Regions from separate parts of the Homo sapiens genome. Here all the other regions are linked to region 1. A link is a contact called in ENCODE Hi-C or POLR2A ChIA-PET data. All regions are on one chromosome and are shown on one strand. The core of a region is the stretch at or near the end of the contact, and the rest is flanking DNA. Distances in the headings are between cores, read along the strand shown. Region 1 holds the start of LINC00501 (long intergenic non-protein coding RNA 501). Region 2 overlaps LINC00578 (long intergenic non-protein coding RNA 578). Region 3 has its middle 86 kb from the start of TBL1XR1-AS1.

Evidence for each region. A loop is a pair of places that touch in the nucleus more often than their neighbours do. ChIA-PET counts read pairs that join two places held with the same protein, here RNA polymerase II (POLR2A). Pooled maps may share reads with other maps.
Region 2: a loop to region 1 is called in a map of Calu3, with 5 times the contacts of the local background. The contact joins the enhancer-like site here to the promoter of LINC00501 in region 1. A Hi-C loop is called at or near these places in 2 of 168 maps with a recorded cell type or tissue (Caco-2 and Calu3) and 1 of 50 pooled maps. POLR2A ChIA-PET finds 5 or more read pairs at or near these places in 1 of 52 experiments (endothelial cell of umbilical vein).
Region 3: a map of cardiac septum shows a loop between it and region 1 (4-fold over the local background). The contact joins the enhancer-like site here to the promoter of LINC00501 in region 1. A Hi-C loop is called at or near these places in 2 of 168 maps with a recorded cell type or tissue (cardiac septum and endothelial cell of umbilical vein) and 2 of 50 pooled maps. POLR2A ChIA-PET finds 5 or more read pairs at or near these places in 1 of 52 experiments (GM12878).

Annotation. Positions count from the first base shown.
Region 1 is chr3:177,292,923-177,295,955 of GRCh38, reverse strand. LINC00501 (long intergenic non-protein coding RNA 501) reads right to left here and starts at 1,514. Exons shown (of 2, transcript NR_047465.1): 1 at 1,459-1,514. RefSeq lists an enhancer at 1,085-2,284.
Region 2 is chr3:177,678,208-177,681,240 of GRCh38, reverse strand. The region is part of intron 3 of LINC00578 (long intergenic non-protein coding RNA 578); the gene reads right to left. Among named protein-coding and RNA genes, the nearest start is that of LINC02015, 140 kb to the left of the region's middle. Within about 2 kb of position 1,625, at least 6 of the 41 ENCODE cell types and tissues checked have a DNase peak (open chromatin) inside an H3K27ac peak, as active enhancers do; they include endothelial cell of umbilical vein, where a contact is called at or near this core.
Region 3 is chr3:176,949,715-176,952,747 of GRCh38, reverse strand. No RefSeq gene overlaps it. Among named protein-coding and RNA genes, the nearest start is that of TBL1XR1-AS1, 86 kb to the left of the region's middle. Within about 2 kb of position 1,432, at least 6 of the 41 ENCODE cell types and tissues checked have a DNase peak (open chromatin) inside an H3K27ac peak, as active enhancers do.

The DNA.
Region 1 (3,033 bases), core at 265-2,764:
TGATAATGGACGAGGCTATGCATGTGTATGGGAAGGGAGTATATGGAAAATCTCTGTACCTTTCTCTCAATTTTGCTGTGAGCTTAAAAATGCTCTGGCCGGGCGTGGTGGCTCACACCTGTAATCCCAGCACTTTGGGAGGCCGAGGCTGATGGATAAACTGAGGTAGGGAGTTTGAGACCAGCCTGACCAACACAGAGAAACCCTGTCTCTACTAAAAGTACAAAATTAGCCAAGCGTGGTGGTGCATGCCTGTAATCCCAGCTACTCAGGAGGCTGAGGCAGGGGAATCGCTTGAACCCGGGAGGCAGAGGTTGCAGTGAGCTAAGATCGTGCCATTGCACACCAGCCTGGGCAACAAGAGCAAAACTCCATCTCAGAAAAAAAAAAAAAAGTAAAAGGACATGATTAGAGAAAATTGAAACAGCCCAAGTCACCAAATTCCTAAAGAAGTGATATCTGGTTCTATAGTTGCCTATCAGTGTGTTAATGTGTAGGTGTGGAGGCCTGGCTACACCCAACACCTACCTGGGAACCAAACAATTCCTACCAACTAATTCCTCCTTTTAATTCCTAGAGTTGTTGCTTTTCTTTCCCACACCTTTATTTACTCTCCCTCCCTCCTGGAGGAGGAGTTGAGACATCTGCAGATACACCTTCCTGGGAAGGTAACCGGCTAGGTCGTGGGAGTTTGAAGTCCAGCCCAAGCCCTCATCCTTATCTCATTGTCAATTGTCTTATAAGGAAATAGTCCAGGCACAACAATGTCTCCTCTTCCTCCAGGTCATGAGTTATTTCCTTATAGACCTTTTCTAACCAGTCTTACCCTTAAAAAAGGAGCTGAAGAACAAACCTGTGCCATTCTTGATGTGAGATGGGGAAGATTTGGAGGTACTGACCTGTGGAGTTTCCATTAATATGTAGCCGTGCACAGTGGCTCACGCCTGTAATGCCAGTACTTTGGGAGGCCGAGGTGAGTGGATCACCTGAGGTCAGGAGTTCGAGACCAGCCTGGCCAACATGGTGAAACCCCGTCTCTACTAAACACAAAAAATTAGCCGGGCATGGTGGCTCATGCCTGTAATCCCAGCTACTTTGGAGGCTGAGGCAGGAAAATCACTTGAACCCCAGAGGTGGAGGTTGCAGTGAGCTGAGATTGAGCCATTGTACTCCAGCCTGGGTGACAGAGTGAGACCCCATCTCAAAGAAAGAAAAAACAAAGTAATTACTCTCCTCATATAGTTGAGCATAAATTCAGCTAGCATGGACTTGGGGTTCTGCTGACAGGCCTCCATAATATATGCACAATATGTCCATCCAGAATGCATAAATATGGAGTGCATACCTATAGAATTACCTGCCTAACACGTCTTTTCTAAGAATGTATTTCTTCCCCACCCCGACTCTCACAACTCCCACTCAGGTACATTTTTACCACAGGAGTCACTTTACACATACCTTAGGGCCCTGTTCCCCGGTCATTGTTCATTCACCCACAGGTTAGCACTGGACTTAAGCTGGGCCACAGTCCTGCTTTGTGGCTCATAGCCTAGGGATGACGAGCAAGCTGAACTAATCTCTCTTCACTGGCTCCACATTTATTAATAGATATGAACTCACATGCTCCTGGCAAGCATGTCCTCCACTAAGAGAAGAAAGCCACTCTGAAATGAGAGAGTGAAGCCAACATTCAGAGGGGAACATGAGATGAGAAGAATCCTGACAACCTTCTAGTGTCTGGCTTTCAGCATTCAGAACCCAGCTGCATCTCTGCTCTTCCTGTGTCTTGATTATTCAATTATTCCTAGAATTCTATTTAAAAAACAAAAAACAGATCAAAAGAAAATACTGGAATCGGTTGGGTGCCATGGCTCGTGCCTGTAATCCCAGCACTTTGGGAGGCCAAGGCGGGCAGATCACCTGAGGTCAGTAGTTCCAGACCAGCCTGACCAACATGGAGAAACCCCATCTCTAGTAAAAATACAAAATTAGCTGGACGTGGTGGCAGGCGCCTGTAATCCCAGGTACTAGGGAGGCTGAGGCAGGAGAATCGCTTGAATCCGGGAGGCGGAGGTTGCAGTGAGCCAAGATAGCGCCATTGCACTCCAGCCTGGGCAACAAGAGCGAAACTCCGTCTCAAAGAGAAAAAAAAAAGAAAATACTAGAATCCTTCCAATCAGTTGCCCTTCTTACATAAGGTAGTTTATGTTGGGTTTCTAACATCTACAACAAAAAGTTCCTAAAAATTATAGAATGTGACGCTCTTCAGTGCTCAGATTGTGTACTAATGAGACATCACCTGATTCCTGGGAGAAGGAAGTGAGATAATGAACGCAGGATTGCTTTGTCACCTATACAACATGATTCATCGACGATCCTTCTGAAGCCCTTACATTCAACTGACTGAAAATAAAAATTTCTGCTTAAAGACCAAAGGGTTTGCCATGCTTTATAATTTTCTTACTTTTTCATACTTTCTGTAATATCACTTTTTTTGAAATCTTGAGAGTTACCCAGTCTCCTTTAGATTAATAGAAACTTGACTACAGAATCAATGCATGTTATATAGGCACAAGAATACCATTTGTAGAATAGCCTACTGTGGCACTTTCCCACCCCTAATGCCTGGACTCTGAGGGATCTGTGAAGTGGGCAAGACATTCTAGGGTTATTTTTAGCATTTTAAAATCTCTAGCTGGCCGCAGTGGCTCACGCCTGTAATCCTGGCACTTTGGGAGGCCGAGGTGGGTGGATCACAAGGTCAGTAGTTCAAGACCAGCCTGGCTGACATGGTGAAACCCCGTCTCTACTAAAAATACAAAAAATTAGCTGGCCGTGGTGGCAGTCACCTGTAATCCCAGCTACTCGGGAGGCTGAGACAGAGAACTGCTTGAACCCTGGAGGTGGAGGTTGCAGTGAGCCGAGATCGCGCCATTGCACTCCAGCCTGGGCGACAAAGCAAGACTCCATCTCAAAAACAAACAAACAAACAAAAAAACTCTAACGACAATTGTACTTGCACCATATATCTAT
Region 2 (3,033 bases), core at 376-2,875, 390 kb before region 1:
CTGTGAGGACAATGTACAACCCTTGGAACAAACAGAAACATTTCAAAGCCTCTCTGGAGACCTTCCAAGTGTTTTTAAATTAATTTTTCTCCTGAAAACATTCAAAGCCCAAACCCCCATATACCTTCAATTATATTCTCTTGGTCATACATGACAGTTGGATTCTGGTCATGAAGTGTTGTTCTGGGGCAGATCCCAGTTCTTCAGGAAAAGGAAGAGAATCAGGGAGATAGGGGTTTTCAACAAGTCTAGACCCCAATTATGGAGGGCCCCAAGAACTGCAGAGTGTCATAGCAAGTTCTCGGGCACTAAAGGGAACTTCTAAAACACAAAGACCATATTTCATTCACCCTTGTATTTCTAGTGCCTAGCACAGTATCTGACACCAAGCAAGCATTCGATAAATATTTGATGAATAAATAAATGAATGGAGCTGGAATTTAGTGATTATGTCTTGGATGCGAAGTGAGTATTTGGCCTCAGCAACAAAGAGCACAAAATAATCTAGAACTGGGGCACAAGATTGGAGCAAGACAAAGAAGACATACTAGATGCTGAATTTCTTTAAATACTTTAAGTTGGAAACCAGTCTAGTCACAGAGTCAAGAGCAAAGATGAGTCACCAAGAACTCAAAAGAATTTAGCTATTTAGGTGGCATGTTGAGTCAGGAAGCCAAGAAAGTTATTATTTATAAATTATTATATAATCTGATTGGAAAAGGTCAATAATAGTAAAAGATCTGGGTTTGTTCTTCATAAGCTTATCTGTTACTCCAAGAAGCAAAACCAGCCTTGAGCAATACTGTAAAATAAACCTCACCTTCTTATCTCCCCTTTTGTCATTATCTTATAGTCAGCAAATGCCCCTCCTCAGGTCCAATGGCTTTAAATTTTAATCACCCCTTACTACCCACATCATCCAGGGACAATACCACTTGCTCTTGCTTCAGATGTTCTCATCATAAGTGTACCCATCTCATGTCTCAATCATCAGGCTTTGCTCCAGCTGGTTGCCTAACTCACTCATCTGCTCATGAATTCAGAAAGGGCATTAGTGATAAATTCAGGTAAAATATAGTCTTGTTTATTAGTGCCTTCTGGAGACAAGGTCTTTGCCCAATGGAGTATCTCTAATCATGAACATTTCTAAGTGAAGTAAGGCCACTGGGGAGGAGATCAGGGGCTGGCTGAACTTTTACTGCCCTTTAAATCACACCAGGGGAGGCAGCTACTCTTTCTGTCAGATCCGGCAGGCTGGCTAGCAAACCCTTTTAAAACAGCAACTGTCCTGGTTAAATTAACGCTGAAAGACCTCTCATGGCAAAACCTCAGCCTGGGGCCAGTCAGAAAGATAACGGTTTCATTAGCTGGTATCTTTTCAAAAGGATGCCTGAGTCATTTCCCTTTAGACCACTCTGACTCCTCTATTTCTGGTTATCTCAAAACACTTCTTATAAATTAATAGTTGAAAGCACACATCAGTGGTCTGTGGTGTCCCTTATATATGCCTTTGAAAAAACATCACCAGATAGCTAAAGAACAAAATTAAACTTTTCCTCCAAGACTGTAACTGTACCCAAACCACACCTGCCCCAGCAGTTACTCACGGCCTAAGGAGGGACATCCTGCTACAACCCGATGATGAGTTTCAGGGTGTTTGTGTTCAAAAAACCCTGCAAAATACCAGGCTGCCAAGTTAATAAAAGGGAAGTGTTGGCAACCATTGTGTAGGCTTATGAATTTTACCCATTTTTCTTTTCCTAGTGTCACTACTGCTGCCTTATATTTTTTTCAGAAATAATAGAATATAAGTGAATTCATATAAATATATATGCATATATATACATATACATATATACACACATTCATACATATGTAAAGTCACTATTCCTAGAAATATTCCCAAAGGAAGCTGCCTTTTAAAATGTTTTTCCTTCAAAATAACAGAGTAGGTTATAGTCTTTGTTGTGAATTATAATCGTCTCACATATTCAGCAGACAGCTCTCTAGAAACTCAACCAAATACATTTTCCCTCTTGAACTGAACAGAAACAATAACAAAAAAGAAAAGACTCTAGCACTGAAGAGGAATGTACTTAGATCAGGTTTATAGACTTTATAGCAGACGATAAATAAGGTCACCCTGGAGCCATAAAGGCCAGAACTAATTGACATATTCAAGGATTCATGAAACCAACAGAATGTCTTTAGCCAACGGAGGACATGAAATTAAACATACAATGGACTGTATGTAGGAAGCAGACCCAGGGAAGCCAGTCAAATGATAGGAAATGGCAGAGGAAAAGTCAAAAGAGAAATCAGGCAAACAGCCACAGCCTTTTATAAGCTCAGACACCTGAGGATACCATTCTGTGACCCAACAGTTTACAAATAATAAAGTGATGGTGCTGAGTCTTAATGAAAAGGTTAGGTCATATCTGATAGACTGTTTAATAAGACAGGAAGATGAGCAATGCATCCTAGATAATTATCCATTAACAATGGTTTTCAGAAAGGTTTGATACATAAAATGTATTTTTAAGAATCTAAACATTGCAAGTACTTTATTCCTGAATGTCAACCAATAGATGAAGTGTGAGTATGTTAGTTAACCATGTTCAAGAACTGAGAACAATAGAGGGAGAAACTGTCAAATGTCTACTCTATTATTTTTTACTCCAGTTTTGTTACTTTCAAGTACTTGGAGTATTTTTAATTTTAAAGGACCTGTTTTAATAACTAATAATTAGATATGCATGTTCTCAAATTAACATATTGAGAGTTGAAGAATAATCCTTCTGAAAAGCTTCTATATATCTATTTCAGTCATTTATCCAAGTATGCCAGGGACACTTCTTCACTTCTTGGTCAGGAGATACAGTGGTGAAAAGGTTTTTTGTCTATCCAAATGGCATCCCAGCCTCAATATGATTTTGCTTTTACTTTTGCTTAGAGTCTAAAAATTCTTTGTTTGTCACTCAAATTATTGTAAATTCTAAATCAACTAAGTTTATATGAAGTGGCAATTGTGCT
Region 3 (3,033 bases), core at 183-2,682, 340 kb after region 1:
TCAAGGACCTTAGAATTATATTTAAAAACTCTATGGCTGCAATTTAATTCTAACAATCTTACTTGCTCTCAAGAGAATATTGTCAATTTCAAATAAGAATCACAAACTCCGAAAGACCAGTGGAGTGGGAATGAGGAGTGGGCAAGAGAGGTACATACAGGGTTGAAGAGAAATACAACTCTTTAGGAAACCAAAATCAGATGTATTATTACAGCTAAGGACAAGGGAAGGTCTATGACTTTTAAAAAATGGCTTTTCTTCCAGTACCATACAAGTCTGACAGAGAAACGTGGAACAAGTTGCCTGTCTTAAAAGGACAGAGATGACATTTTCAGACACCTTCAAGTGCAAACAAGTGGCTCTTTCCATTGAGGATTCAGCAGTGAAGTTATGATATCTAGCCCAGAAGCTAAATGTTGGATTTGCAAATACAGTTTATTTTATATAATTCAACATCATAAACAGCAGGCATCTGCTGCTCTGCTTACTGCCCCCTGCCCCGGCCAGTTTTCCCCTCCCCTGTGCAGACTCTGTAGAGGAAGCAGTGATGCAGCCCTATGGCTTTGAAGTGAGATGAGTTCTTCTAATTCCGCTATGAGCTCATTCTTGTCAAACTCTTCCAGACCCTGCAGGTCTTGAAATCGTTGTTAAAATCTCCTCTGCAAGTTCTTGCTGGTCAGCAACATCCTGCATTAACTCCTCGACTCGACCCGTGGCGTCCTGGGGGTCAGGCCGCCCTCGTAAGCCTTACTCCCTCCCACCCCAAACAGCTTCCTGGATACCTGAACACTGATTTGGTTGCTGTTCCAGTGTCTGCTTCCAGACCCCTCCAATATTTCTTAAAGTATATTTCATTTCTTTAAGGTTTTCAGGGACCCATTTTCTTCCCTTATTTTTGCTCCATATTTTTATGCCTGCATAATTCTTGTCCTACTGGCCAGATTGTAGCTTTTGGGAGTGAACAGTAAGAATGGAATGCCTTGAATTTGCATTGGGCGAGCTGGAGATTAAATTTATTTTCTTTCCTCTATAAGGCCCCAATTTGTGTGTGTGTGTATTTTAGTAAGAATGCAGTGCCAGCCTCACACCTTAATGTACTGTAAAATGTCTCATTTACCTGTCCTCTTTTTTTGGCTGTTTTTCCTTTTCCTTTTTTACACCTGTTTGCTCCACATGATTCCAAAGAGATGAGAAACAATTTATTTGAGCTTTTGTGTTGCTTATTGTCAGTCTGAAAAACAATTGCCAATAAACTGTATTGATTCATATCATTAAACATACATGGACTCACACATACACACGCAATCAAATTTTAGTGTGACCAAATTGCAAAATATGTCTTCAGCATGGTTGCCTTGTCAGTGACCAGCTGAGACTGCTGATACAGGGCCCAGCATACGTATGCTCCTTGGCTGTACTGACCAGCTGGCATGTGGCACCATGCTGGCACAGGGTCCTGTCAGTCAGCCCCACAGGCATGCCATTCACCCAGAATTAGAACCAAAGGGAAGATCTTTTTTTTGTACACTGTTAGCAGAAGTGACCTTTCCCAATGGCTTAGAATAATTTTGTAAGTGCGAAGGAGAGCCATTTATTAGCATAAGTTCTTCAACAGCCTTATTTAAGGCTAGAACCCGGTGATTTTTAATTGCAAATATTGGCTGTGAATTGCTGGAAGGTGTAATAATGTTATTCCTGTTTTGAAATTCCATTACACAGGACTGAGTCAAAGAGCGTCTGTGAGTCACCTGAATTTCTCTCCTGGGCAGCCACACATTTGATTTTGAATCATTGTGCTGCCTTGGATCCAAGGAGAGGCCCACTGTTGTTTTCACCTCTAGCCCTTGTCATCCTCTCTAGTTCTGTTTTAATGATGAGGGATGGTAAACTGGGCTGGGAATCAAGAGATGAATATTTGGACTACATTTCTACCGCAATGAGTTGCATGACCTGTGATTAGATAGGCTGGGATTTAATGGTAATTCACTGAAAAATTGCCATACCAGTTATCACCATGTCACCCAAAGATGTCCAGGATTTAGGATTTATCATTCATTTAATAGTCACAACAAACAAAACAAAATACACTCAAGGCCAAATCCACATCTGGTTGGGAATCCTAGTATCTCTGTGGTGGGGGTAGGGTTAAACTGTTCCTGGCACATTTTTCTTTGCTTTCCTAACCTTGATTTCCTGCTTCTGTTAAATTCTTATTCCCTGTTTGCATCTCACCTCCTGGCCATTTTTTTTCCTTTTCTATTTTTGTCATTAATTCCATATATGGAAGACAACTTTGTCTTTAATTTTCCACCAATTTCTTTTACCCAAGACAGTGTATCTTGCAGATTTTTACTGAAAGTCTGGCATAAAGTGTGTGTATGTGTGTGGGCGGGTGGGTGGTGGTGCTAGAAGTTGAATTGCATATTCCCCTAACCCCAAATTCATGTGTTTATGTTTTAATCTTCAGTACCCCAGAATGAGACCGCATTGAGAGATAAGGGTCTTTAAAGAGGTAATTAAAGTTAAATGAAATAATTGAGATGGGCCCTAATTCAATATGACATGTGTCCTTATAAGAAGGGGAGATTTGGACATGGACACACAGAGAAAAAGAACATGTGGAGACCCAGGAAAAAGCCATCTCCAAGCCAAGGAGAGAGGTCCCAGAAGAAACCCACCTTGCCAACACCTTGATCTTAGGCTTCTGGACTCCAGATTTGTGTTGTTTAAGCCACTCAGTCTGTGGTAATCTGTTATGGCAGCTCTAGCTGACTAATACAGCAGGGAGATCTCAGAATAGAACACTGCATGGGAAACAATTTAAAATGGAAGAGTAGCCATCTTTATTTTAAAGATCTCTGGGCTTCTCTCACCAATGAAAATTTCTCGTGGCCAGTTTTTCTTTTTAAGATCTGGTCTTTTTTTTTTTTTTTTTTCCATGTTGTCAATGTCTTTCTTTTCCTTATGCCTTATCTCTCCCCCATTTTACCTCTAAGGAGGAAGAACTCTGACATATGTCAAGGAGGAATGGGA